2 separate regions of the Homo sapiens genome follow, and region 1 is linked to region 2. A link is an interaction called in ENCODE POLR2A ChIA-PET data of the cell type or tissue named here. Cell type or tissue: A673. All regions are shown on one strand. Links, peaks and the distances in the headings refer to the core of each region. The heading gives the core; the rest is flanking DNA.

Region 1 (15,303 bases), core at 8,122-10,621, 910 kb before region 2:
CATAAGGTAATGAGGAGTGATTTTTAAAAATAAATATACCATAAGGTACACTGTTTAAATGAGTGCTATTCTTCAATGTAGCCACTCTTTACACTAATCCAACGATGCTGTCATTGCAAGAAATATTTTTAGAACTTGTCCTTTCGAATTGCCGTTAGAAGCCATTTATGGACTATAGAAGAAAACAGTCTCACATTGACTTAAAGTCGCACTACATTTTTTAAATCAACCCCTCCCCTGCAAAGAAATTTATTACCCAAATAGATTACTGACCTTTTCACTAACCTTTGTTCTGCATTTTTTTCTTTTCAAAATCAGTTCTATAATTTAAAAAATAACAATTTGCCATCAACAAGGATATTTATTTCCTTTTTATTTTGAAAAGAGTTATTAAAAAATCTATATCAGAAAACAGTAGACAAAATAGTAGTTTCCATATATCCTTCACCCAGTTCCCTCTAATGTTAACATCTAATATAAGTATAGTACAGTTACCAAAATCAGGAAATTAACACCAATAAAATACTATTTGGTAATCAGTAGACATCATTTAAATTTCTCCAATTTTCCCCACTAATATCCTTTTTCTGCTTCAGGATCTAATCCAGCATCCCACATTGCATTTAGTTGTCATGACTCCTTATGCTGTTCCAACCTGTGACAGTTCTAATGAGGACATTTAAAGGAAGTGTGCCCCTCGCCCACCAAAAGGAAGAAAGAGCCATAGACTCTGAATGTAATTCCAAAAATATCTTTGTCTCTGTAGCTGTCTTGTCAACTATGTCTTTTATTTATTGGATTTTTTGTAACCTGTGTACCAAATTTATGCAGATTGCAGCAATAAGAAGAAGGGTAAGATGTGCTTGGGCACAAAGGAGTTGTGAGGACAACACATCTGTCCATAGCCATTGTGCAGGTGTATTTTGAGCTCTGCGGATTTTTTTATAATGCTTTCACATTTGGTTCAAAATATTTTAAAATCTTCATTATGATTTCTCATTTGATTTGATCCTCATTTATAATAGCTCGTGTGTGTGTTGTGTGCATGTGTATGTGTGTGCACATGTGTGTGTGTGTGTTCATTCATTTCAGGAACTTTATCTGTTAAAATTCTTTGAGGCCAGTGTTTAAAGTATGTTCTTCAAGGGAAGATTCCTATTTGCTCCCATCAGATGCTTGTGAACACTTCAAATGCAGGGGAACCGCCAAACAAGTTCTTTTTTTTTTTATTGAGACAAAGTCTCACTCTGTCACCCAGGCTGGAGTGCAGTTGTGCGATCATGGCTCACTGCAGCCTCGACCTCCCTGGCCTCAGGTAATGCTCCCACCTCAGTCTCCCCACGTACAGGCACGTGCCACTCACTAATTTTTCTAATTTTTTTTTGTAGAGACAGGGTGTCACCATGTTGTCCATGTAGCTGAGACTATAGGCACGTGCCACCGTACTCAACTAATTTTTCCGATTTTTTTGTAGAGACAGGGTCTCACCATGTTGTCCAGGCTGCAGTTCTTGATGTTAATTTCTTTTTTTTTTTTTACAACTATTTTATCATTTATTTATTTTTTATTTTATTTTATTTTATTATTATTATACTTTAAGTTTTAGGGTACATGTGCACAATGTGCAGGTTAGTTACATATGTATACATGTGCCATGCTGGTGTGCTGCACCCATTAACTCGTCATTTAGCATTAGGTATATCTCCTAAAGCTATCCCACCCCCCTCCCCCCACCCCACAACAGTCCCCAGAGTGTGACGTTCCCCTTCATGTGTCCATGTGGTCTCATTGTTCAATTCCCACCTATGAGTGAGAATATGCGGTGTTTGGTTTTTTGTTCTTGCGATTGTTTACTGAGAATGATGATTTCCAATTTCATCCATGTCCCTACAAAGGACACGAACTCATCATTTTTTATGGCTGCATAGTATTCCATGGTGTATATGTGCCACATTTTCTTAATCCAGTCTATCATTGTTGGACATTTGGGTTGGTCCCAAGTCTTTGCTATTGTGAATATTGCCGCAATAAACATACGTGTGCATGTGTCTTTATAGCAGCATGATTTATAGTCCTTTGGGTATATACCCAGTAATGGGATGGCTGGGTCAAATGGTATTTCTAGTTCTAGATCCCTGAGGAATCGCCACACTGACTTCCACAATGGTTGAACTAGTTTACAGTCCCACCAACAGTGTAAAAGTGTTCCTATTTCTCCACATCCTCTCCAGCACCTGTTGTTTCCTGACTTTTTAATGATTGTCATTCTAACTGGTGTGAGCTGGTATCTCATTGTGGTTTTGATTTGCATTTCTCTGATGGCCAGTGATGGTGAGCGTTTTTTCATGTGTTTTTTGGCTGCATAAATGTCTTCTTTTGAGAAGTGTCTGTTCATGTCCTTCACCCACTTTTTGATGGGGTTGTTTGTTTTTTTCTTGTAAATTTGTTTGAGTTCATTGTAGATTCTGGATATTAGCCCTTTGTCAGATGAGTAGGTTGTGAAAATTTTCTCCTATTTTGTAGGTTGCCTGTTCACTCTGATGGTAGTTTCTTTTGCTGTGCAGAAGCTCTTTAGTTTAATTAGATCCCATTTGTCAATTTTGGCTTTTGTTGCCTTGATGTTAATTTCTAAGCTGCAGGTTTTTAGGCCATATAAGTGGTTTAAGTTTCTAGCCCTAAATCACATTAGGCAGGTTTTAGATAGAAATTCTCATTAGGGCAGAGATCTTTGTTACCCAGTGCCTGGAAAGGTGCCTAACAAAAACTGGCCCTCAATACATATTCATTGAATGAAAAAATGAATGAATGGGGAAGACCCTTGTCCCCTGCCTTTTTTTTCCTGATATATTCAGAACCACATCTGAGAAGGACAGGTCTTCTGCTTCAAGGTGGGTTTTTTTTTCTTAGTTTGCCAACTGAGGGTGTCACCCTTTGGGAGCCTGGAAGTCTCAACTTTAAGTAAGGGTCCTCATTTAATCTCTTGTCCTGCTTGGGCCCGGGCTCTGTCTGCTATCCTCCCAACTCTCTTGCCATGTGCCCATTTAGAACCCAGGCTCTAGTTCATTAAGGATTGGCAACTGCTCTCAGGAAAGAATCCTCCCAAGTTTTTTTCCTTCTGAGAAATGTTATTTTTTTCAGTTGTTTCTGGCTTACATTTATTTCTGTTACTCTCTGGCTGAACCATGCTTAAAAAGACATATTTTATATTTTAGGTGTGATGTACTAGTCTTCTGTCATATTGCTAGGAGTGTGATTCTCTGTAACAATTTCTTTAGAGAAGGTATAATGTAAAGTAAAAATTAATATGGAGGAATGGGTTATAGGGAAGTTAGTGTCCCTGAGATCATGAAATTATCTCTTTACGCACTGGAAGTTATTTTTTTCTCTCGTGTTTCAAGTTAGAACTTTTTATTATGTCATAGATTAATCACACTGCTGTCACTTATTGAGTGACTCTTGTGCATCAGGCATTTTACATATATTATTTCTAATCATCATAAAAGCTTTGCAACCAGACTTAGCAGCTTTATTGCAAAAGTGAAGAACCTGAAAGCCAGAGCATTTATGAAACTTTTCCAATTATTCCAGGCAGTGAGAAATTGTAGTAGACATGTTTTATGGCACCTGCTTGCCATGCTTCTAAGAGGCGTTATTCCTCCTTGTTGAGGAGTAACAGCCCTGGTTTGTACCATATGACCCCATCCCCATCTTCTAGTCAAGTGATCTAAGGATCCACAATCCTTAGCTTGGTAAGTGCCCTCTTGCTAACCTAAAAACGAAAAAGTCAACAGCTTGCTTTATAGGGAATTCCAGAAGCATTTCCATAAACTTATTAAGCCAATGATCACCCTTATTCCTACTATCATTTAGTATTGTTATAGTAGCACTAGACAAAGGAGTCTTACAAGAAAAAGAAATTAGAAATAAAAAAAACTAGAAAGGAGGCATATTAACTATACCTTCTAAGTAATATGATTGTATATTTGGAAAAACCAAGTGATTCAACTAAAAAATTTACAAAAATAAAAGAATTCATAATGACAGATTCTGAGAAAGAAGAACATTGCGGTGGGACTAGACCAATTTTTGTAAAATGTATTAAGCTACAATAACTTAAAGACTGTGGTGCTGGTATAGATAGTTAAATGGAAAAAAATGGGACATCCAAAAATAAATGTGGAAGGAGTATAAGATATATATACATATCTTATATATATATATTTCACATAAGATAATGTTGGCATTGCATATCACAATAAACACTGGAGCATTCAATAAATCTTACCATTAGGCAAAGAAATGGAGTTGAATTTATATCTTAAGCCTTATCCAAAAATAAATCCTTGGGGGCAACAATGATTTAAATGTGAAAAATAAAATCAAAAAAGTATTGGAAGAATATCTAAGGTTATTTAAGATAATTTCTACATTAGAAAGTCTTTTCAAGTATAATATAAAGCACAGAAGCCATAAGATAACTAACTTTAAATACTAAAAAACAAAGTTTATGCATAACAAGAAAATCCATTGTAAGCAAAGTCAAATGACAAATGAAAATCTGGAGAAGATATTTCACATGTATCACAAACCAAGACTATTTTCCCTATTGAATAGAGAGCATCTACAAATAAACAAGAAAGCAATGACCAGCGATGGGTAAAGGATAAGGACAGATCACAGAAAAGTAAGCACAAGTGCTTTTAAAATTTAAGAAAAAGATATCAGACTTCCCTCCTGATGAAAATTAAATGGAAAACATGATATATCATATTATTGAAGATAAAGAAGCTTGATCAAAACTGGCTATAAAGGGTTTGAGAAAGCAGTTGGTTTTATACTTTTTGGTGGAATGATAAATTGTTAGATACAACTTCTGTGAAGGCCAATCTATAAAAAAAACTTAAATGCATGTATCCTTTGACTAAGCAATTCCACTTAAGGAATTTTCCTACATTTGTGTTTTTCATTTGAGCAAAATGACTGACATAAGTATAGTTATTGCATCAATACTTATAATAGCAGAGGACTGGAAACAACTTAATTGTCATCAATAGGAGACTGAATCAGTATATTATGGTACTCCATGGAATATACTGTGCAACTTGTTAAAAGAATGAAGAAGTTCTGCAGTGGTAATGGAACAAAATCCAAGATGCATTATTAAATAAAGCAAAATGAGAACAGTATGTCTAACATGCTCTCCTTTGTATAAAACAAACACACACACACACACACACAGACACACACACACAAATGCATAGCTTATCTTTGTTGTAAGGTTGTTTCCAGGGGGGGGTTTTGCTGTGTGAGAAACAGGAAAAAGAGACTTTCTTTTCAGTGCAAATCCTTTTATGTTTTATCATTTTCAGGCTTTGCCTGTTCCATAAAAATAAAATTAACCATATAAATGTCAGGAATGATCTTTTCTTTTCTTTTTTTCTTTCTTTCTTTTTTTTTTTTTTTTTTTGAGACAGAGCTGTCTCCTCCAGACTGGAGTGCAGTGGCATGATCATGGCTTACTCCAGCCTCAACCTCTCAGGCTCACATGATCCTCCCACCTCAGCCTCCTGAGTAGCTGGGATCATAGGCGTGTACCACCATATCTGACTAATTTTCTTCTTGATTTTTAGTACAGTCAGTATCTTATTATGTTGCCCAGGCTGGTCTTGAATTCCTGGGCTCAAGCAGTCTTCCCACCTTGGCCTCCCAAAGTGTTGAGATCGCAGGCATGAGCTACCATACCTGGACAGGAACTTAGTCTTTTAAAAAGTTAGATGATATCAGCTGGGCACGGTGGCTCACACCTGTAATCCCAGCACTTTGGGAGGCCGAGATGGGTGGATCACTTGAGGTCAGGAGATCAAGAGCAGTCTGGCCAACGTGGTGAAACCCCATCTCTACTAAAAATACAAAAATTAGCTCGGCATGGTGGCGCACACCTGTAGTCCCAGCTACTCGGGAGGCTGAGGTGGGAGAATTGCTTCAACCCGGGAGGTGGAGGTTGCAGTGAGCCGAGATTGCGCCACTGCACTCCAGTCTGGGCAACAGAGTGAGACTCCGTCTCAAAAAAACAAAACCAACCAACCAAACAAACAAAAAACTGTTGGTTGCATTTCAAAAATCTAACTGAAAAGACTTTGTGCACAAGCAACTGCATGGAATTTCATTTATCCATCTTGGATAAAAAGCCTAGTTGGTCCTGCTATGATTTGACTCTGTGTTTCTTCAGGCTCTAAGTATTCCAAAATGATGCATTAGCTCCCTGGACTCTCTGTGCATCAGAGACCTAGGATGTGCTATTTAAATCATCTGGCAAATTGATGTGTGGGGGAATGGAACTCTTTCCCCCATTTTTTAAAAAAAATTAAATTTTGTAATGGTGGCACATTGTATAATAAGCACATATGAAGATTGGAGCTATCATTTTGGAAATGACCTTAAATAGAAGGAGGAAATGATAGACTCATAGTACCATCCAACAGTGTGGGTTCAGCCTATTTTCCATTCCTACCACAGAGCTGCTGGGTGACTCTGAGTAAGCAGTTTCATCCAATTTTACTGTAAGCCTTTGCATTCCTAATAGAGGCACAATAGTATTGGTACCTGTCTTATTCAGAGAGTGGCAGATTAAGAAGACTTTGGGTGATTTCTAACTTCTAGCAGCCGTACACACGAAAAAGTCTGTACAATATAGTGTGTTTTTGTACTCAGATATTTCATGTGATGGCTCTATTTTTTGAAGCCATAGAATAATTCTTCCTTAAGTAAAACAGCAAACTAGCTCCTTGATGTCACTGAGTTTGTGAATTATTTTCGTTCATTTTGATTAGTACATAGGCCTCACAAGCTATTAAGGAGAAAAAAGAAGACAGGTTTTCTTATTCTTATTTTAATGATGAGATATATACAGTTGAAAGGAATTATGTAAGGCCGGGTGTGGTGGCTCACACCTGTAATCTCAGCACTTTGGGAGGCCAAGGGGGGCGGATCATGAGGTCAGGAGTTTGAGACCAGCCTGGCCAACATGGTGAAACCCCATCTCTACTAAAAATACAAAGATTAGCTGGGCATGGCGGGCACCTGTAATTCCAGCTACTTGGGAGGCTGAGGCAGGAGAATCACTTGAACCCGGGAGGTGGAGGTTATAGTGAGCCGAGATTGTGCCATTGCACTCCAGCCTGGGTGACAGAGCAAGACTCTGACTCAAAAAAAAAAAAAAATTATATAGCTTTCTCAAGCTCTCATGAGAAACAGGTGACGAAGTGAAATTTTCCTGCATAATGTCACATTGGATGAGAAATGTATCCTTATTTAAAATGTTACATCAGGGAGTCATATGCTTTATGGTGCACTCATGCCAGCAGTAACATTGTTGAGCTCCATATGAGACACACAGCAAAGTGGTTTAAAAATTGCATAGGGCTGTAGCATTCATTTACACAACATTCAAAACAAAACAATTACTGAATCAAGCAAGTGGAAATGCAGAATCTAAGGGGGTGAAAAAAGATTGTCTTGTGTTTACTTCTTTTTTAATTCTCTCATTGTCTTCAGTTGATATTCCTCTCAGATGCCAGATACCTGTCATTGTTGCCAGATGACTGGACTCTGCTGGCTCATCAAGGGGCTGTGGCAGTGCTTGTTTCCATGAGAGCTGGAAGAAAAACTGCAATGGAAAAGCACACGCAGTCGTTCATAAGTAGCTGGCTGTGTAATTCTCAGTGCCCTGTGTTCATCTGAATGTGAACTTAATCTGATATTGCTTAGAACTGGGGCTTCATCAATGCAAATGACTGTGCTTGCAAGCTGAACTTCAATATTTGTGAGCAGTGGCAGAGCACTTTGGTTAATGTGTACATATTCAGGTTTGTAGAAAAAAAATCTGTGCAATTTGACTGTGGTCAGTTTAGTTGCCAGGAGAATTGGATATTCCTGGGAAAAGAAAAAAAGTGTCTCACTTCTGGAGCCATTGTAACCATGTAGGTATTTAAGAGGTTTTTGTTTTGTTTTGTTTTGTTTTTTCAAAGATAAATCCCTTTTTGGATGATTAGTCAGTTGATCTTAAATATCATGTAATTGGCCATGAAAATTGATGGAAGGCTCTGTTCTTAGAACTGTAGCTCCATTGAAACTCATTCTCATGGTGTCATTTAGAAAGCACCAACGTCCCATAGGATCACATGAAAACAGAGTCTAAAGGAGTTATCAAAATGATACTTAAGAAGTTGAAGTAAGTCATCCCATATCTGATCTTCATGATGACTATCAACACTTATGTTAGATGGGCACTCTCATTAATCCTGGTGTTTTCCCATGATTTCTCTGGTGCTAGATCTGATATGAATAACTTGGTTGCAATAATTATAATAGAAGGGAGATTGAATTATATACATCTTTGTTTTATAGCTATACCTTTTTTTGTGCTAATAATTTTTTACTGTAGTAACAACAAAAATCATTCTTTTATCAGCTTTTAAATATTCGTATTCATAATAGCACTTCCCTTAGTTTATGTAGCCTTGTTTCCTGAGCATGTTTGCTGCCTTGATTCTATTGTTGTGCATGCTCTTGTTCTGGGGGAGCCATTTAGGTTTTGTGTATGCCAAAAAAAAGTCTCATACTCAGCAGTTACAAAATTACTTTCCTTCTTTATGGATTACTTTATATTCAAGTCCTCCAGTCCTAAGTCGTTGTCAGCAAAGATTGGAAGCAGCAGTCAGAAGTGTTCTACTCCTTTGAATAACTGCATAAAACTATAGCCCCTCACCAAAGAAAATGGGTTTTCATGTATGACACGTTGATCAGCATGAGATTGCTGCTGAGCTGGAGAAGAGACTGTGCAGTGACTTACTTGACAGCAGAGGTGCTTTTTACTTCCTTAGTACTCAAACTGCAGCATCTGTTCCATACCAGAAGTGAGCAGCTTGTTTTCCAATCAAAATGGATTCTTCTGCAATTGTACCTTTTTTGGAAATTAGGTACACTTTCTAACATATATGTTTTGAGGCCCTTGAGTATTTGAAACATTTCCTAGTCTACTTTCCCAGACTTAAAAGATATCATGTGTGAAATATGTGGAATGAGAATCTCAAGGTGTTTGGGTGGATTCGTTCTACGGAGAATATATTTGCTTATTGCAGTTTCTCAATAAAGACTTTAAAGTAGCTGAGGGAAAATCTAAAAGCACCTCTTCAGAACTGAAATAATTTATGTCTGCTGGTATACATAGAACCTTCCAGAGTATAAGCTAATGAGCCACCTCAGATACCACCTCCTTTGTGAAACCTTCTCCAGCACCCTTAAAAGAAAGTAGTTATCCTCTGCTCTGCTTTTCCAAAGCACTTTGACCCTCTGTAAAAGGGCTTATCTCATATATGTGCCTCAAATTATATTTTTTCATCTCTCTCCCTATTTATCATGGAAATCAGAAAGGAGATTTTGTCTTATTTATTTTTGTATTTCCCAAACTACTCCACCCAGACCATTGAATGTAGCTATAGATCAGGCAACAACCCCAACCCACCTGGTTTCCTCCTGAGTGGTCTGTTCACTCCCTGTGCTCTGCTAGGATTATATGCTCTTAAAAGCACTATTCACATACTGTTTCAACGATTTGTTTATATAGCTGTCTCTTCTATTAGACTGCAAATTCCATGGGGATAGGACTAAGTCCTCCATCTGTATTAACCCAGGGCCTAGCATAATGCTGCAACACAGAGTACTCATTAATTTGTATTGAATGAATGTTGGATTTATTCAGTGAATGGTGGCCTTGAGTATATGAATGGGAAATATAGGGGCTCATATTCCAGTTAGCGGTACTGTATAGTGATAATTCATAAATAACAATTGTACATTGTAACACACACACACACACACACACACACACACACACACACACACACACACACATACACACAGTAATGCTTTTTGTCCCTGGAAAACCACAAGTAACAATGAAGTATTCTGCTTTATTATGTTGATATCATCATGATAGGAAGGATATGTTGCTTATTCACTCTTACTTTAAAACCCAGAGATGGTATTCTGTCATTTCTTAGAAGGTTAAGTAGAATTGATCTGTTATCAGATAGAATTAAATTTTAGAGTTTTCATTGTATCTCATGATGGAATTGCCTGTTAGTTTGTGTCCCCTAGGAATGTAAGTTCCCTGTGAGTAGGTGCTATACCTTCTATGCTGAGGTTCCTAGCATAGGGCTTGGAGAGCATGGTAGATGATCAACAAATATCTATTGAATGGAACATAAAAATGAATGTATGATACAATTAGAAAAACCCATAAAAATTCGTTAGCTTTAAAGTGAAAATTCTTTTTACCGCTTGGGAAGTATCACTGGGACCAAATGGCTTTTAAGAGAAATGTAGAAACCTTCTGAACATGGCAGTATTTAGAAGCTGGAATATGAGTTTGGTTTTGATTGTTCCAAGTTCTTCCTTTGGAAGATCAAACTTCATTCCTTTAGAAGCTTAATCCTTTTTGTGTCTCTATCTTTAGCTTAGATTCTCACCCAGAGAAATAGACCTTCAATAAAGTTAATGTGAAGAGAAGTCAATTAGATCGCAAGAGGAGTTTCTTTGCAATCAAATTACCTGGAATTTTCAGGTCAAACCTGACAGAGTGTAGGTTTCATTAAAAAGGGGCTTATAGGCCAGGCACCAGTGGCTCACTCGTATAATCCCAGCACTTAGGCCAAGGTGGATGGATCACTTGAGGTCAGGAGTTCGAGACTAGCCTGGCCAACATGGTGAAACCCCATCTCTACCAGAAAATACAAAAAATAGCTGGGTGTGGTGTTACACGCCTGTAGCCCCAGCTACACGGGAGGCTGAGGTGGGAGAACCACTTGAACCCGGGAGGCAGAGGTTGCAGTGAGCCCAAATCATGCTGCTGCACTTCAGCCTAGGTGACAGAGTGAGACCCTGTCTCAAAAAAAACGTGAGTGGGGGGGCTTGTAGATACTGCTCTGTATCTCTGCTCTCAAATGATATGAACTTGGTAACAGATACACAGCTCTTACTAAGTTAGCATTCATAATTTTAATTTAAACTCTCAAGCTAGTTTTGGTAGCTCTCTATTTTAAAAGAGTTAACATGTAGTTTTTCATTGAAATTAATTTTTCTTTACTCTGAAAGGTAATTTCCTAGAGATGAGAAGGTATCTAGCCTTTTTCTCTTCTTAGGAGACACAAACTAAGCCAGTTGCAGTATCATTTACTACTTTGTATCTTGCTCTTTTTTGTCATCAAGGGCACTGGTCTTGCTTCTGGAAGAATTCACTGTGAATGAGAAAGCCACAGAAGGATTTAGCTGTAGGAGATCCTTTGCTTAGAGGCTTTTATTTTATAGATGAGGAGATCGGCTCTGAGATGTTAACTTATTTGTTTAAGGTTACACAGCAAGTCCATAGTAGAGCCTAAACTAGAACCTAGGTCTCTTGGCTGCTTGTTCAAGCCTCTTTCTACTATACCTTACGAGTTTTCTTTGTATACTGAGGTAGGATGCTCACTTCCAGGCAAACACTGATTGCTGAAACTGAGAAACTGAGAACTCTATGAGTTTAGAGTTTGGGGTGACAACACAGCTAAAACTTAAAGACTTACACATGTCACATTATTCTTTAACTAGAGAATAATTTAGTTTAACATCAATTTGGTAGTTTAACTACAACTGCTACATTGTACCTAGTGTCTGGTTCAGTGTAGATACCACAGGGCAACAGCAGTGAGGTGCCTGTCACTTAAAAGGGGAAATTAGATTTTCCCCTAAACTAGAAATCGATAAGCACAGGGTCACAGTGGAAATTTACACAATTTTCTTAAATACTATGATCTTGAAAGAATAAAAGACTTGACTGCAAAACTAAATAGCAGATATTAGTCAGAAAAGATGTTGGTCATCTATAGAAGCATGGACAAGATCAAATCGCAAGGTAAAGGTTGCCTGTGCCTACAAGCAGAGTGTACTCCAGTGGTTCTCAAACTTTAGTATATACTTTAGAATTAACTGGAGGCCTTGTTAAAGTACCAATTCCTAGGCCCTATCCCCAGATGCTTATGGCCCAAGAATTTGCATTTCTAACAGGTTCCTAGATGATAGTGATGCTGGTTGGGGAACAACATTTTGAGGATCATTGGTCTATAGGTGTGTTAGTTTTCTACTGCGGTGTAACCACAAACTTAACAGCTTAAAACAACAGCCATTTATTAGCTCACATTTCTGTAGATAGAAATCCAGGACAGTATGGCTGAGTTTTCTATTCAGGCTGAAATGAAATCAAGGTATTGGTTGGCAGTGTTCTTACCTGGAGCTCATAGTCCTCTTCCAAGATCATTCCTTTTATTGGCAGATTTCATTCCTCTGCAGCTTTAGAACTGAAGTCTTGTTTTCTTGGTATCAGCCAGGGACTGCTCTCAACTCCTAGAGGTTGTTCTCTGGTCCATAGAGGGTGCCTTCAGAGGAGAAAATACAGTAGTGTGGCTGACTCAAGTGTTCCTGGTCTATGTAGCAATTGATTTTCTCTGAGGAGATTAATAAATCAACATTCTTATTATATACATCAGCCTCTGTGAATCTGCTTAATGTGGGTCTCCTCTTGCTGTGTTTAAAGATTGGGTTTTGAAACTGATTAGCTGAGATTTAGATCCTGGAATGAAGATAAATTCACCAAGATGAAAACCAATGTTGGGGAACAAACTGGGCAGCCAGCCCTCCCTTTTAGGAATCATCTCTCTATTGCTTTACAACTGTATTTGTTCTTCAAAATTCTCATTGTATAGCATATCTTGGATTAAAGCCATGGTTAAAATTAAAGATCTCAGAAATTCAAACAAAATGTCTAATAATTTTTCTTTAGCCAATCTCCTCTCTTTTTTTGTAGAAATTGATTCTTTTACTGAAGCCTTGAGATCTCTGAGCATTATAAACTTTCTGAACTAAAGTAAGAATCCTGAAAATAAAATTTCAAAGGTGAAATGGTGGCAACTTCACTTCCTATGGGAATTCCTGTAAATATCAGAGAAAAGTGCTTGGCAGTCACAGATTGTTGAGAGTTATCAAGTAAGCCTCCATAATCTACTGGTTCTTAATGCCTGATCTATATGGCTGACTTTGTGTGTGTGGGTGTGTGTTTGTGTGTGTGTGTGTGTCTTTTATTTACCAAATTTTGTTTTTTCATCCCTTAGGAAAAGTCAGGCTCTATTTGTTTGAGTATCAGTGGCTCAGAGGTTCTTTTATACAAATGTATTTAGCTAATTATGTGACTCAAATATCCAAATTTAGAATTATTAAATTCCTTTAGAGCAGATTGATAAACAGGATTATTGTTATTTTATTCCCTTGTCACATTGTTAGAGAATAAAACTCAATCTGTATTTCTAAAGTCAGTGACAACCATATCATTACATTGGCAAATTTTGTAGACTTAACTGAAACCACATCAAGCCTAAAAGGCTGCAATGTCACTTAGAATTTTAAAAGTAAACTGTATACTATACAGCTGAAAATATTTAATTTTATAGAAGTTAATATAAAATGACTTAAGATTTTAGTTGTCTATAAAATCAAAATCTGCCTCAGTGTCATGTGCTTGTGATGTGGGCTTTGGAGCTGCATTAACAAAAGTACATGTCAAGATCAAAGATGGACATATTCGCTGGGTGCGGTGGCTCACGCCCGTAATCCCTGCACTTTGGGAGGCCAAGGCAGGCTGATCACCTGAGGTCAGGAGTTCGAGACCAGCCTGACCAACATGGTGAAACCCTGCCTCCACTAAAAATACAAAAATTAGCCAGGCGTGGTGTCATGCGTCTATAATCCCAGCCACTTGGGAGGCTGAGGCAGGAAAATCGCTTGAACCCAGTGGGCGGAGGTTGCAGTGAGCCGAGATCATGCCACTTCACTCCAGCCTAGGTGACAAAGCGAAACTCTATCTCAAAAAAATAAAAAAATAAAAAGATCGACATATTCTTCCTATCGCTCTCTGTTCTGGTCAGACCACCTTTTGTTTGACTGCCATGTGTTCACAAAGATTTTTGATAAATGTTCATTTAGGAGGGAACCAATCAGATTATAGATTGGAAATCAAGTCACCTGAAGTACAGTTCAACAAGCTGAGATTACTTAGCCTAAAAAAGAGAAAACTTTGGGGATATGTTTAAGATAGACTTGTTTAATTATATAAACTAACCAGTTAATAGCATTTCTTATTGGAAGGATATTAAAGAGTTTACAGAGTCAAAGAGAAGAAGGAAGAATCAGGCTCAGAAAGGACAGGGAAAGAACAGCTTAAGAGGGCTCAGTAAACCTGGCAGTCACATTCTTCTGGGCTTCACTGCCAAAGTTATCACACTCCAGCAACTTTCAGTGTTTTTGTTAAGATTCAAAACTAGGGGATCTGGCTTGGGTCATATGTTCACTTTTTGGCTAAAGAATGGCAGGGAATCTTGACTCATAATCCCATTAGGCTGCATTCAGTGGGGTAGAGGTAATTTTCCTCAAAGATTTGGGGTGCTATTATCAAAATAGTAAGGAAATATATGCTGTACAGACAAAAAGTAATGAATATCCACAAAGGTTATGTGATCATAATCTTTGAATATTGGAAAGAGGAAGATGAGCCTTGGTAAGGATGTAAGGCAATAGTTGGAATATCCATGGAGGCATATGTGTTTCAACATCAGGAAGAACATTCTAACAATTAGAGCTCTTAACAGGCTGTATTGTGAGTTATGGACTTCTTATTCATAGTAGGATATTCTTTTCATTGCATGTGGTGGAAACGTGACTTGAACTAGCTTGGTAAAAAGAGGAAATTAGTGGAAAGATATTAGGAATGTCTCATGTGAACAAAGAAAGGATTGAACAGCCAAACTGTGGAGAGGGCAGGCATCCCACTGGGCCCCAGAAACTGCTAGAACCAGAGACTCAAATGCAGCTTTCCTTATTTCTCTTTCTTTCATCTCTGCTTCTCTCAGAGTATTAGCTCATTTTCCCTCTGCAGACTTACTCTCTCATGCACATTATGTGAAACATGATTGCTAAGCATGCCTGGGTTATACATCTCCCAACAATCAAGAGAAACTCTCTCTAGCACATTTAGTGAGAAAAACCTTGGAAAAATTCTCTGGTCCAGGTTGGGCCAAGTGCCCAATTCTGAACAAATCAACCAAGGCCAAGGGGCAGGACCCCTAGTTTGGTTCCAGTGCCTTCTCTGGACTGATCTCGGGATGGAAAAAATTGGCTCTTAGGAGAACTATAATTGAGAAAAGCAGTTCACAGAAAAAA
Region 2 (15,303 bases), core at 8,571-11,070:
CAAAAATTATCTGGGCATGGTGGGTGCACACCTGTAGTCCCAGCTACTCTGGAGGCTGAGGTGGGAGAATCGCTTGAACCTGGGAAGCAGAGGTTGCACTGAGCCGAGATCGCACCACTGTACTCCAGCCTGGGTGACAGAGTGAGACCCTGTCTCAAAAATAAATAAAATAAAGAAAATCGAAAATATAAATGTTGGCAAGGATGTGGAGAAATTGGAACCTTCATTCATTGCTAATGGGAATGTAAAATAGTCCAACCACGTCGGAAAACAGTTTGGCAGTTTCTCAAATCTTAAACAGAATTACCATATGACCTAGCTATTCCACTCCTGGGTATGTACCCAAGAGACTTGAAAACATATATTTACATGGAAACTTGTACATGAATGTTCATAGCAATATTATTTATAATAGCCAAAAAATAGAAACAACCTGAGTTTTCATCAACTGATGACCAAATAAACAACATGTGGTATATCCACACAAGGAAAGGTTAGTCAGCAATAAAGGGAATGAAGTACTGACACATGGCACACATGGATGAACCTTGAAAATATTATGCCAAGTGAAAGAAACAGACACAAAAGGCCACATCTTTTGTTATTTCATTTATTTGAAAATGTCCAGAATAGGCTAATCTATACAGACAGAGGTACATCAGTGGTTAACAGGGGAGGGGAGAAAAGGGAAATTGAGGGTTATGAAATTCCTTTTTTGGTTGATAAAAATGTTCTGGGGCCAGGCACAGTGGCTCATGTCTATAATCACAACACTTTGGGAGGCCGAGGCGGGTGGATCACCTGAGGTCAGGAGTTCAAGGCCAACCTGACCAACATGGTGAAACCCCATCTCTACTAAAAATACAAAAATTAAGGCCGGGTGCAGTGGCTCACACCTGTAATCCCAGCACTTTGGGAGGCTGAGGCAGGTGGATCACGAGGTCAGGAGTTCGAGACCAGCCTGACCAAAATGGTGAAACCCTGTCTCTACTAAAAATACAAAAATTAGCCGGGCATGGTTGTGCGTGCCTGTAATCCCAGCTACTCAGGAGGCTGGGGCAGGAGAATTGCTTGAACCCGGGAGGTAGAGGTTGCAGTGAGCCAAGATCACACCATTGCACTCCAGCCTGGGTGACAGAGCGAGACTCTGTCTCAAAAAACAAAAAACAAAACAAAACAAAAATTAGCCAGGTGTGGTGGTGTGTGCCTGTAGTCCCAGCTACTCGGGAGGCTGAGGCAGGAGAATCACATGAACCAGGGAGGTGGAGATCACACCACTGCACTCCAGCCTGGGTGACAGAGCAAGACTCCATCTCAAAAAAAAAAAAATGTTCTGGAATAAGTGATGATGATTGCACAATATTGTGAGTATAGGAAAAAAAAAACCACTGACTTGTAAACGTTAAAACGGTTAAAATGGTGACTTTTGTTTTACATTGAATTTATCTCAATAAAAATAAGATTTTTAAGTTAATCAGATTTTTAAAAATCTTCCCATAGAGAAAACACCAGGTCCTGATGGCTTCAATGGTAAATTCTACCTAACATTTAAGAAGAAATAAGATCAATTCTACACAAACTTCTTTAGAAGATGAGAGAAAAAGGGACACTTTTCAGCTTTTTTTTTTAGGCTAGCACTACCCTGACACCCAAATCAGAAAAAGGATTTGATTATAAGATTACAAGAAAAGAAATGAATCCTTAATGAGCATAGACACATAGATGCTTAACAAAATTTTTGCAAATCAAATCTAGCAATAGCTAGAAAGGGAAATGAGGCATGACCAAATCAGGTTTATCCTAAGAATAAAAGGTTTGTTTACCATTAGAAAATCAGTCAATGTAATTCACCATACTAACACAATTTTTTAAAAATTATGAATATCTCATTAGAGATATAAAAAAATTTTTGGCAAAATTTAAAAGCCTTTCAGCAAACTAGAAATAGAAGGAAACTTTCTTAACTTGGTGAAGGATGCCTATGAAAAATCTTCAGTTAACATAATACCTAGTGGCGAGAGACTGAATACTTTACCCCAAAGACAGGGAAAAGGGCAGAAATATCTGTCACTTTTTTTCAACACTTTTTTTCCCTAGACAGTGCAGTAAGACAAGTAGTACTAATAAAAGGCATCCAGATTGGAAAGAAAACCATCCTTATTAAAGACAACATGGGCCGGGCACGGTGGCTCATGCCTGTAATCCCAGAACTTTGGGAGGCCGAGGTTGGCAGATCGTTTGAGGTCAGGAGTTCGAGACCAGCCTGGCCAACATGGTGAAACCCCGTCTCTACTAAACATACAAAATTTAGCCAGGCGTGGTGGTGGGCTCCTGTAATCCCAGCTACTTGGGGAGGCTGTAGTGGGAGAATCGCTTGAACCTGGGAGCAGGAGGTTGCAGTGAGCAGAGATCATGCCACTGCACTCTGCCACTGCACTCTGCACTCTGCATGCCATCTGCCTGGGCAACAGAGTGAGACTCCATCTCAATTTAAAAAAAAAATTGCTATGAAATTTTCAGGCCAGGCATGGTGGCTCACACCTGTAATCCCAGCACTCTGAGAGGCCAAAGCAGGTGGATCCCTTGAGCCCAGGAGTTCAAGATTAGCCTGGATAACATGTGAAACCTCATCTCTACAAAAAATACAAGGATTTATATGCAGAATATATAAAGAACTTTTACATCACAAAAACATGAAGGCAACCTACTTATTTTAAATAGGTAAAGGCTTCAGGCATCGCCAAGCAGATGGACAGCAAAGAAGCATATGACAAGATGTTCAGCATTATTGGTCATTAGGGAGGCAGAAGTTATAGCCACAACGAGATACCACTGTCCACCCACTAGAATGGCTAAAATTAAAAATACTGACAATTATAGAGACTATCCTGGGTTTGGAAAGAAAAAATAATAATATAATAAAAATACTGACATTACTTAAGTGTTGTCGAGGATATAAAGCTGGTAGGCATGGTAAGTGGTACAACCCCTTTGGAAAACAATCTGGCGGTTTCTTTTTTTTTTTTTTTTGACTAAGTCTCGCTCTGTCGCCCAGGCTGGAGAGCAGTGGCGAGATCTCGGCTCACTGCAAGCTCCACAAGGTTCACGCCTTTCTCCTGCCTCAGCCTCCCGAGTAGCTGGGACTACAGGCGCCCACCACCACGCCTGGCTAATTTTTGTATTTTCAGTAGAGACGGGGTTTCACCGTGTTAGCCAGGATGGTCTCCATCTCCTGACCTTGTGAGCCACCTGTCTCGGCCTCCCAAAGTGCTGGGATTACAGGTGTGAGCCACCGCTCCCGGCCAGTGGTTTCTTACAAAGTTAGACAAACACTTATATGATTCAATAATTCCACTCAGGTATTTGCCTAAGAGAAATGAAAACTTATATCCACACAAAAACGTGTACACAAATTTTAGCTTTATTCATAATAGCCCATCAGCTCAACTGCCCGTCAACAGATGAACTGATAAATACATCTGGTATATCCATACAAGAGAGTACTATTCAGCAATAAAAGGGAATGAACACAACAGCATGGATGAATCTGAAAAATATGCTGAGAGAAAGAACACAGGTACAAAAGCATGCATACTACATGATTCCAATGATTTGAAACTATAGAAAAAACAAGTCTGATCTAGAAGGAAGGAAAGTGATCAGTGGTTGCTTGGACAGAAGGAGATTAACTGAGATGGGGCACAAGGGAACATTTTTGGGGTATGGAAATGTTCTGTATTTAGATTGCATTGGTGATTACACAGGTGTATAAATGTATAAAAACTCATTACACATTTAAAGTTGGTATAATCAATTTGATTAAAATTCTATTGAATCCCCCCAAATGTAGTATCTTATTATTATACAGAATGTGACAATGTAGAAAGGTAGAAGAAAGAAAAAAAGAAGCATCTTATGGTACATCCCAAATGCATTGAGTATTATAAATTATTCTGTAGAAATTTAAATTACAACCACTATGCTTTCATGTACTTCTCTTGGCATTATTATTATTATTATTTGTGACAGAGTCTTGCTCCATCACCCAGGCTGGAGTGCAGTGGCGGGAACATGGCTCACTGCAGCCTCGACCTCCTGGGCTCAAGAAATCCTCCTGCCACAGCCCCCCAAGTAGCTGAGACTATAGGTGCACACCACCACACTCAGCTAATTTTTTTTATTATTTATTTATTTATTTGGTTTTTTTGTAGAAACAGGGGTCTCACTTTGTTGCCCAAGCTGGTCTTGAACTCCTGGGCTCAAGTGAGCCTTCTGCTTCAGCCTCCCAAAGTGATGAGATTACAGGTGTGAACCACCGTGCGAAGCCTGGCAAATCTTCGATAATGCTATATGGTTCATTATCATCAGCAGTACATGAAAGACATTGTAGATATTAGTAAATATCTACCCCTGCGAATGTATACAATGCACACATGATGTGAAAGGAAAGTAACATTTATTATGTACCACAGTATATGCCAAAACCTTCTCATGTATTATTTCTCTTTCATGATAAGAAATTTAAGTATTGGCCAGGCGCGGTGGCTCACGCCTGTAATCCCAGCACTTTGGGAGACTGAGGTGGGGGCAGATCACGAGGTCAGGAGTTCGAGACCAGCCTGGTCAATATGGGGAAACCCTGACTCTACTAAAAAAAATACAAAAATTCGCTGGGTGTGGTGGTGCACACCTGTAGTCCCAGCTACTCAGGAGGCTGAGGCAGGAGAATCTCTTGAACCCCAGAGGCAGAGGTTGCAGTGAGCCGAGATTGTGCCACTGCACTCCAGCCTGGGCGACAGAGTAAGACTTCATCCCAAAAAAAAAAAAAAAAAAAAGAAAGAAAGAAAGAAAGAAAGAAATTTAAGTATTGCAGAGGTTAAGGCACTGTGAGAAAGGCAGGTAAGAGAGCAGTTTCTAGAATCATAATTCCTGTTTCAAATTCCAGCTCTCTCATTGGCTGCATGACTTTGGGCATGTCACTTAAACCCCTGGAGCCTCAGTTTCTTCATCTGTGTAATTGAACAAAGCCAGTATCTACACAGAGATTTGCTGAAATTAATGAGTGCACGTTCATAAAATTCGTAGCGCTGAACTAAGTGCACAATAAACAACAACAACAACAAAATAGTTGTAATTAAACTGCTGGAGAGGATAGGCCAAAGCCTTCCAGAGGTTCCCATCTGACTTCAAGTTCCCGTCTTGAAAAGGGACCTAGGATGCCGTAGGGTCTGTGCCCAGAAAGGACATCCATAACCTGCATAGGTTAGCAGTGCCTTTGGGATTGAGGATCTGCCATCATAACAGCAAGGTTTCCTTATTTTTATTTATTTATTTATTTATTGAGATGGAGTCTCGCTCTGTCACCCAGGCTGGAGTGCAGTGGCATGCGATCTCGGCTCACTGCAACCTCCGCCTCCTGGTTCAAGCGATTCTCCTGCCTCAGCCTCCAAACTAGCTAGGACTACAGCACACACCAGAATGCCCAGCTAATTTTTTGTATTTTTAGTAGAGATGGGATTTCACCATGTTGGCCGGAATGATCTTGATCGCTTGACCTCGTGATCTGCCCACCTCAACCTCCCAAAGTGCTGGGGTTACAGGTGTGAGCCACCACGCCTGGCCTGGCACTTGATAGTTTATATCCATTATCTTGTGAAGAAGGTATCATTACAACATCCATTTTACAGACAAATAAACTGGGGAGGTTACACAGCTAGAGAAGAAGGACGAAATCCCAGGGCGTTGGACTCCAGTTCCACATGACTGAGCCTTCCTGACAGAGGTAAGTTTGTCCTGCCCCATCACACTTGCTCTTCTCCGGAGGGCCTGGTGGTCAGCAACCACCTGACCGAGAGCAGGAGGGGTGGGGACAGGCCCTGGTCTCACTGGGTTGTGTCTTCATCAAGCCAGCTGTCTGCACAACTGGTCTGCCTGGGGTCAACTGGTGTAGAGACCAGGGAAAGTCAGAGCCAAGTCCCCCAGCAGATTACATCCATATTGAAAAGTTAAAGAGTAGCCAAAAGAAATTTGTGATGATAGGAGTCAGAAGAGTGGTTTCCTGGCAGGCTGGGGGTGAAGGGCATGGTGGTTAGGACAGGAAAGGGTACAGAGAGTGGGGTGGTAGGAGTGCCCCCACATCTTGATTTGGGGTATGGTATGGTTACACGGGTGTACGAATATGTAAAAATTCATTGACATTTTCGCTGGAATGCATCACTGAAGATTAGTGCATTTTGTATATAAGTTATGACTCAATTTTTTTCATTATGCAATGTCCATGTAATATAACTCCATTTTTAGTTTTCACAATGCAAAAAAAATTTTTAACATTGTTACCAAAAAAAGAAAAAAAGACCAGCCCTTCCAAAAAAAGCATTGCCTTATCCCTTAACCCTGAAATAAGAAATTTACCTAATACTGAAGTTGAGAATTTAAATTTGAAAGGAGGGTAACAGCCCCGTGGGTCTGGAAGCCTCCAGGACCCGTGAGTCTCTAGCCCTCTCTCCTGGCCCATGGGCTACAAAGCCTCAAGAACCATGCCTTTTGAGGGAGCTCTGGATCCTGAAAGCTGTGGGGAACCTTTCCTGGTGACGTTAGCTTCCTCTGACATAGTTTAATTGTTGTCAGTCCATGGAATCCGGATGGAGGGTTTTGGCATTTCATTCTTTTCAGTTAGGGCTGAAATAGCATTTTCATTCTCCACTCTCATTTTCAAGGTCTGGTAATTTTCTGAGACCATCACCATTTGGGCTGAGATGTTCTCATTCTAGATGCAAATAGGATGAGGAACTTTTCATCAGCAGGCCTGAGAGCAGAATGGGTCTCTCTCTAGACCCATTTTTAACCTAAATGCTCAATAAATACCAGCCTGTGGATAGCTATAAACCTGTGTGCACCAAACAAATAGCTGCTGATTATAGATGGCAAAAACTATTAGAAATGCAAGGAGAAGTTTGTAAAAATTAAAGTGAGATGTTTTAGTATACCTCTTCCGTAATTAGCATGAACTAGTCATCAAAAAGAATTAGGCCGGGTGCAGTGGCTCACACTTATAATCCCAGCACTTTGGCAGGCCCCGAAGTGGGAGAGGGTGTGGGCTGTCTGTCTGGGTGAGTAGGGCATGGGAGTCATTCATCACTTTCCTGACCTTAGCTGGGGGTCCAGCAGCCTCCCTCACAGCTACTGGGACAGAGCATGTGTCACTGTGGGGCACTTTACACATTTACTCCTTTCTTTATTTGTTGCCTGTTTGAATCTGTGCCATGAGTGCATGGGAGCTCCATGTTCTATAGGGTAGATTATAGGATCCCCACTTGAGGAGCATCACTTGAGGCCAGGAGTTTGAGACCACCCTGAGCTACATGGTGAGATCCAGTCTTTTCAAAAATAAATTTGAATTACCTGGGAGTGGTGGTATGCACCTGTATTCCCAGCTTCTCAGGAGGCTGAGGTGGGAGGATCACTTGAGCCCAGGAGTTTGAAGCTACAGTGAGCTATGATCATGCCACCGCACTCCAGCCTGGGTGACAGAGTGAGACCTTATCTTTTAAAAAAAATTATAACAGGTTAAATAATACAATTAAAAGACTCAATTGAACACATACACATATATCATTCTTTATCTATTCAATAGAATGCATTTTTCCCGTCTGATCATGAGGCATTTTTAACAAAATCAATCCTGTTGGATATTTGTTTCAAAATAATAGAAAGGGTATTAATGAAAAAAGGTTGACCATGAGTTGACAATCATGGAAGCTAGGTGATAAGGACATTAAACTTCATCTAATATTCTCTCCAGTTTTTTTTTTCTTAGAGCTCAATTTCTAGAGAATTCTCTCTACTTTTGTGCATATTTGAATGTTTTCAATATAAAATGCTTTAAAGTGATCAATCATATACTTAGGTACAAATAAAACTTTTGTAAAAACTTTAAAATAGAAGTTTTTTTAATTTTTAATTTTCTTTCTTTCTTTCTTTCTTTCTTTTTTTAAGAGATGGGGTCTTGCCATGTTGCCTGGGCTGGTCTCAAATTCCTGGGCTCAAGTAATACTCCCACCTTAACCTCCCAAAGTCCTGGGGTTACAGGTGAGAGCCACCACACCTGGCCTCAAAAATAGAGATTTAAGTGGGCCATATTCTCTGACCCTAATTCAATAAAATCAGGCACAAAAATGATTCCCCAAATTTTAATTGTATAAAAATTAAGAAACACATTTAAATAACCCCTGGAGAGAAAATCAAAATTAAAATTATCTATAAAACATTAACAAATAATCTTTTCATTTATTCATTTATTCATTATATACCGAGTGCCCACTGTGTGCCTGGGACTGCTCTAGGCACAGGGACAGAGCAGTGAACAAGAGATCCAAGGCCCTGCCCCCGGAGCTCACATTCTTATGACACAGATAGACAAATGAATGAGCGAACATACCACGCAGTGGTACGTGCTCCACAGACAAAGCAGTTGGGAGGGGAAAGTGGAGTGGGGGCTGTGTGTGGGGCTGGCTAACCTAGATCAGGTGGTCAGGGAAGCCCTGCTGGGAAAGGTGACATTTGGGCAGATTTGAATGAGGTGGGGCAGCGAGCCCAGGAAAGAATGGCCTGGCGTGCTCTCAGAGGGGGAGATAGTACCTTGTTTCCAAACCAGTCCCCAAGCCTGGCCAGCTCCTGTGCTCACAAGAATGCTGGCAGCAGGAGCCAGGGGCTACAAAAAACAGCCTGAGAGAAGGGGCTTCCCACGGCAGAGGGTCATGCAGGCTGTAGCTGTGGGTACCCAGACTGATTCTGGCAGTAGGCTGGCCAGCCGCCTAAGAGAGGGTGTAGGCTGTCTATCTGGGTGAGTAGGGCGTGGGAGTCACTCATCACTTTCCTGACCTTAACTGTGGGTCCAGCAGCCTCCCTCACAGCTACTGGGGCAGAGCATGTGTCACTATGGGGCACTTTACACATTTACTCCTTTGTTTGTTACCTGTTTGAATCTGTGTCATCAGGTCATGGGAGCTCCATGTTCTATAGGGTAGATTATACAATCCCCATTTTCCGATGAGGAAGCTCCAGCTCAGAGTTTAGGTAACTCGTCCAAGGTCCTAGAGCCAATGGGGGCAGAGCTTCCTTCCTGCCCTGGTGCATGCCCTCCAGGATGCCTGGCAGGCTGGGCTTTAGAATGGGGTCTACAGAGGCCAGTTTTCATGGCAATGGGGCGGGATGGTGGAGGTGAGCTCCAGTGGTTGGAGTGGCTATTGGCCCCTGTTAGACACCAGGAATCCTTGGGTGGGAGAGGAGATTTGGGTCAGATCCTACTTCACACTCACACTTCATACTTCACACAGGGCAGTAATCTTCCCCTGGAAACAAGGCTGCTCTTGAGGATCACACAAGAACTGGTGAAAGTCCTCCTGCACAAGGGCAAGTCCATTCCAATAGAGGGAGAATTGCATGACAAAAGGGAGGTAGCCAAGTGTTGACAGTCCCAGGCCTCGCTGGCAGCACCTCTGGGCTTCCAAGGGTGACATCATACCTAATGAGTCATCAGAGCCACAGCACCCAGCACTGTCTGACACATAGTAGGTGCTTAATCACTGGTTGCTGTTATGATAATGAAGCCTTAACGTCCTTATGCAGAAATTGAATTGGAAGCTGAATTTCCTTTTGGGCTGAGACCAGGAGAGCTCTCCAGGCCCAGGGCTTGGTAACCAGATGAAATTGGTTCCTAATGGGGGCTCTGTGGAAGCTCAGCAAGTGGCTCTATCAAATTAGCAGGCTCGATGGACACGAGGGAGCAGAACTCTTCCTGAGCCTGGACCCTGCCATCCCTCGTCCCTCTGAAATCAGATTATGGAGATGGCAGGGCCAGGGAGGAAACTGAGCTAACACAATTACCAGCCCCGGCCGGTCCATCTCAGCCTGGGAATAGGGCAGGGAAGAGGAGAGGGCAGAGGGGAAGCCAGAGCTTCCCTCAGGAAATTACAAATCCAAGAAACTGAACAGGATAAGCCTTTCCCTGCCTTGCTGTGGGGCTCCATCCTGGGATTAGTGAGCTAATCTCCCTGCTGTTCTTACAGAGCATCAATTCCTCCTCCCTTGGAGATCAGGGTGGTCATTCCTTTTATAGCTATGACGTCATCAGCCCTGGCTTGAACCTCCCTAGTGAGGGGTGTTTGTTAACCACCGAGACCTTCTATTCCATGACTGATTCAAAAGCAACTGACTGGACTGTAGCCAAGACTGCCACTATCTGGTCTTGGATCTGCCGTCATCTGGATGTTGAACCTTGGGAGGTCTTCAGCCCATTTCCCCATCTGTAAATGAGATTTATGACCCCATGGTAGGCATGTGCTCGTGTTCTCAGCGTCCATCCACCCCTTTCCCACTGTGAAGCAAGCTGCAATCTTCCAGTTGGCTTCTGATTTTAAAGCCCATCAGCCCCACACCACGCCTCTTGCCCTCTTGGCCTCAGGAGTTTGGGCATTGCCCTGGCTGTGGTGGTCCAGGCAGAGCCACCCTTCAGACTTTCCTTTCTGCAGGAAGATTTGCTTGCCCTGTCCCCAGATGAGAATGAGGCAGTGTGTTGCCCTGGCTGATGATGTTGGCTGCCTTAACTCCTCGGAGGAAGCCAGCCTGAGACAAGGCAGATACACATGGAGGGCAGAGCCAAGAGAACTGCAGAGAAAGAGACAGAACTCTGATACATTTTAAGGCCACTCTATCATGGAATGTTTCAGTTATGTTTACAGCAAAAAATCATCATTCTTCCATGTACTTTGAGCTGCATTTTCTGACACTTGCCATCACCCATCTTCTAATAGGCAGAGACTTCTTTTAGGGTTCAGAGTGCTGGGATTCCTGATCAGAGATTGATTTCTTTGTCATTTCTGCTCAGTGACTACAGTCTTAGCCTGTGTGACTCACCACTGGATGCACCCACTGTGTTTCCACAGGAAGGGAGACTAGGAATGTGTTTGAAGAGTTGCCTCATTTCCCACCTATGTCTGTAAGCTAAGAGGAGTAGGAATAGGCTATACAGCAGAAGCCTATCCACAGAGAATGGTGCAAAAGAAGAGAAGAGCAAGTTCCAACAACTCAGTTCAGGGAGCCATACACTCCCTTTCCAGCTGCTGCCAGTTTACGCTGGGTTTCTGTCTCTTGTACCCAAGATAGCTGGCTCAGAAAATCATTTTATTCATCTTCGTTTTCCCAGCACCCAACACTGACTGGCACATAGTAGAATTCCAGTTAAGATGAAGACTTTACTTCCCATTATCTGGACCCTTCTACCAATTTCCCCAAACTCAATATTACATTGGTGTTTTTAGTTGTCTGTTTGGAGGAGCAGATTAGGTTTTGGAAAGGTAGCTTCAGCAAATACCTACCAGGTGTCATCTATGAGTTAGGTACACTGCTAGGTGAGTTCATGTATATTACTTCATTTACTATCCCGAACTGCTCCAGTTAATTTTATGCCCACTTTCCAGAGAGAGGAACTGAGGCTCAGAGAAGTTAGGTGGAATTTTAAAGTCACTCAGCTAGCCAGGTTCAGTGGTATATGCCTATAGTCCCAAAAACTTGGGAGGCTGGGGTAGGAGGATCACTTTAGTCCAGGAGTTCAAAGCTATAGTAAGCCATGATCACATCGGTTAATAGCCACTGCACTCCAGCCTGGGCAACATAGCAAGACTCTGTCTCAAAAATAAAGTCACAGCTGGTACTGGCAAAATCAGAAAGGAAACAAATACCTTCTTATACTCACACTGCTGATAACAAACTTATGTTCAGTTAACAGAATACCAAAGGCCCTGAATGTCCCTTCCAACTTCCATTGTGAGAAAAGCCTCCAACACAGTCTGGCCATGAGTGTCTTTAGGGAGAGGAGGAAGTGGTCTGGTAGCTGGTAGCTATGGAGTTAGCCAGTCAGTCCACCCCTGGAGTCAGCTTTGAGTCCATTTCAGGGAGCCCTTGGCCAGTGCTGGTGTTCAAGCCTGAAGGACCAGAGGCAAGTGTGCATCATTTGAGGGCAATGGCCATGGGCAGGGTTAAGGTAGGTGAAACCCAGTTCCCATATGAAACCAGAAGCACAAAGAGGAATTACCCAAGGGCAACTCACGTGAGCATCCTATCTCATTCTTCTCGGTTTTTCTTTTTAGACATCTTAATTTATTTTTTTAAATAGAGAAGGGATCTCACTATGTTGCTCAGGTTGGTCTCAAACTCAAGCCCAAGAGGCATGATTCTCCCGCCTTAGCCTCCTGAGTGATGGGGGTAACAGGCACACACCACTGCAGCCAACTTTAAGTATCTTTACTGAAATATAATTTATAATTTATATACCATAAAATTTACTCATCTAAAGTGTACAATTCAATGGTTTTTAATTTATTTACTAAGTAGTTGTTACAATGATGCTACAATCTAAATTGAAAACATTTTCATCACCCCAAAAGAGAACCCCCTATATTAGTAGTCACTCCCAAGTTCCCCCTGAACTCCTCCTCTTACCCTTGGCAAAGCTAGTCTACTTTCTGTCTCTATAGATTTGCCTATTCTGGACATTTCATATGAATGGAATCATATGTGTCCTTTTGTGACTGGCTTCTTTGTCTTGGCATAATGTTTTCTTTTTCTTTTCTTTTTTTTTTTTGAGACAGAGTCTTGCTCTGTTGCCAGGCTGGAGTGCGGTGGCATGATCTCCGCTCACTGCAACCTCCGCCTCCTGGGTTCAAGCGATTCTCCTGTCTCAGCCTTCCAAGTAGCTGGGATTACAGGTGCCCACCACCATGCCTGGCTAACTTTTTTGTATTTTTAGTAGAGACAGGGTTTCACCATGTTGATCACGTTGTTTCGAACTCCTGACCTCAAGTGATCCTTGTGGCTCAGCCTCCCAAAGTGCTAGGATTACAGACATGAGCCACCGTGGCTGGCCAGCATAATGTTTTCAAATGCTCATGTGAGCATTCATCCATATTGTAGCATCAATCAGTACTTCATTCCTTTTTATGGCAAAAAATAACATCCCCTTGTATAGACAGACCACGTTTTGCTTATCCCTTCATCAGTTGATGGACACAGTTGGGTTGTTTCCACTTTCTGGGTATTACGAATAATTATGCTCCGAACAGAGTGTACAAGGTTGTGGGTGGTCACCTCTTCTCTTGATTTATTTATGTATAGTAAATAACTCCCCACTCCCCACCCTCATTTTCCTCCCCACATAGGTCACAACTCTAGTGTGTGTAGTGTATATCCTTCATTTTATGGCATTTTATGAAAAATGTGTATTCCTCTTTTGCCTGCATGCATTTGTACATTTCACATACATGCTATTGTGTTTTAGCTATTATTCTGTCTTAATCTCTTCACTCAACACCGTGTTTTTAGGATCCACCCATGTTGCCAGGAGTACTCCTGATCCATTACTTCCAGCTGCCGTGTGGCCCCCGGGGGGTGGGCTGCGAGCACGTGTGCACGTCCACTCCCACAGGGATGAATGCCTCATTTCCCCCAGCTCCCTGTCACCACACACAAACCCACAATGGCCATCTCGGCATGTGTCCCCTTCAGGACCTGGGGGAGAATGTCTAGAATTTATGTTCAGGAGTGGTTTGCTGGGTCATAGAAACATGCATACTTACTTTGAGTTGTGCTGGATCATGAAAAATCTTTCCCCTACCAGCAGGCAACAAGATTAGGGACACATGGATTCATGCATTTTACCAAGCAGAAATAATAGCTGAAATGCACTCACTATCCAGGTTGGCAAAGCTTCAGTACATCAGTGCCGAGGTATACCGTGCCTACTGAAAGCTAGAGGTAGACTCCTCTTTTTATTTGTCTCATGTCACTTTGCTGTTTCTAGAGCACTGATTCCCTTTAAACATTCTGGTCTCATTAAGGGAGGTTGTTCTTTATCCCTTATGGATAAAGATTATTAAGGGAAACTACTTCCCAAGAACTTTCCTTTGTCTTGGGGTGCAAAGTCCTTTGACCTGTAATGAACATTTCTGTGTTTTATGACTGGGGAGGAGATGCTGGGAAATAACTGGTTCCTAAAACACTTCCCAGCACCCAGAATCACCAAGGAGACGAAAGGAAAGGGAGAATTCAAATGATTAGCTAGGAACTTTTACCTCTGACTTCTGGTTGTTTCCTAGAGAAAATAAAATCCTCACGAGCAGAAGAGCCTGAAACATTTCTTTCTTGTGGAAACTTCCTATATTTGGGGACAATCAATCATTCCAGCAAACCTTCAGGTTATCACATCACTGTGAGTCTACTGACGAGAAGTCGTTTCTTTTTAAAGGACTCACTCAGAGTTTACCCTAGATCCCTACACCCAAGGGTGCCTCTTTTTACACAACAGATGGGCATCATCAGAAGTCTTTTGCAAAGAACCCATTTGTATGTCATGTGAATCCCTTTGTCCTCGTTATGGTTTCCTAAGTTTGGATTTCTCATAATTGGCTTTTCTTAAAGTGAAAGCCATACTCCTGCTCAACAGGCTAGAGGTGAGAGTGAATCGGGCAGTGTTGGGACAGACTGGGCAGGTCACTGTGAGCGCCTGGCTGGCAGCTGGGAGGGGAAGCAGGGCTGGGAGCGCCTCGGGCTCCCTCCAGCTGCTGCCACTCCGTTCCCCTCACCAGCTTCTGGTTTTTGAATCCTAGCTCTGTGGAGCAGCTCCTGTGGCTGGCTTTATTTGGAAGTATTTAGGGCAAAAAAGGAACCCTGAATTTCACAACACTGAGCTTCATTTCTATTTATGTTCTCATAAACGCAGAGAGGGAGGAAGAGATGACATTTTTGGAGAAGTCACCAGTACTTTCTACCTCTATTTGTCCCCGACATTTTGCTTAAGGACAGTATCATGGCAGTGGAGCCAAAGTCAACAGGTCATTGGACCTGAAAAAAGACAGGATTATGATGACAATAACAGCTGCTCTTTCTACCCAGTTCCTACTGGGCATTGTGCTAGGTGCTTTGTGTATGTTTTCACTAATCCACAGGAGAGCATTGCAAGGTAAGCCTCGTCGCAACTTTGTGGATGAAGAAATTCAAGGTCAGAAGAAGAAAGTGACTTGGCCCATGCCTCAAAGCATCACACTGTGATTAAACATCACATTCTTCCTACTACCTCATGCTCTCTGGGACCCCCACTTTCCACCCCACCGAGGCCCTCGTCTTTCTCTGACTTCCTACTTCTGCTCTTCTAAGACAACTAAGCTGTGACTCAGAGCATGAGGGGAAGAGGTTTCTTGGCACCAGGAAGGGACTCAGGGCTCAGGGAGACAGTTTAGAGCCAGAATAAGC

The links. Peaks named below come from ENCODE experiments on the same cell type or tissue, not always from the same donor. Only the 100,000 strongest peaks of a DNase experiment are listed, where the experiment ranks them.
Region 1: POLR2A ChIA-PET joins it to region 2 with 6 read pairs; 2 of 35 experiments call an interaction of 5 or more read pairs at or near these places.

The regions. Positions count from the first base shown.
Region 1 is chr14:68,117,744-68,133,046 of GRCh38, forward strand. All of the region lies in intron 7 of RAD51B (RAD51 paralog B), which reads left to right. It overlaps LOC105370546 (a long non-coding RNA gene), which reads right to left. Exons shown (of 4, transcript XR_943976.3): 3 at 12,323-12,470; 4 at 3,505-7,666. Among named protein-coding and RNA genes, the nearest start is that of RAD51B, 310 kb to the left of the region's middle. In A673, for the core only: no CTCF peak of the experiment used is centred there; no DNase peak of the experiment used is centred there.
Region 2 is chr14:69,028,516-69,043,818 of GRCh38, forward strand. No RefSeq gene overlaps it. Among named protein-coding and RNA genes, the nearest start is that of ACTN1-DT, 56 kb to the left of the region's middle. RefSeq lists enhancers at 8,882-9,578, 9,579-10,276. In A673, for the core only: no CTCF peak of the experiment used is centred there; a DNase peak (open chromatin) is centred at 10,126.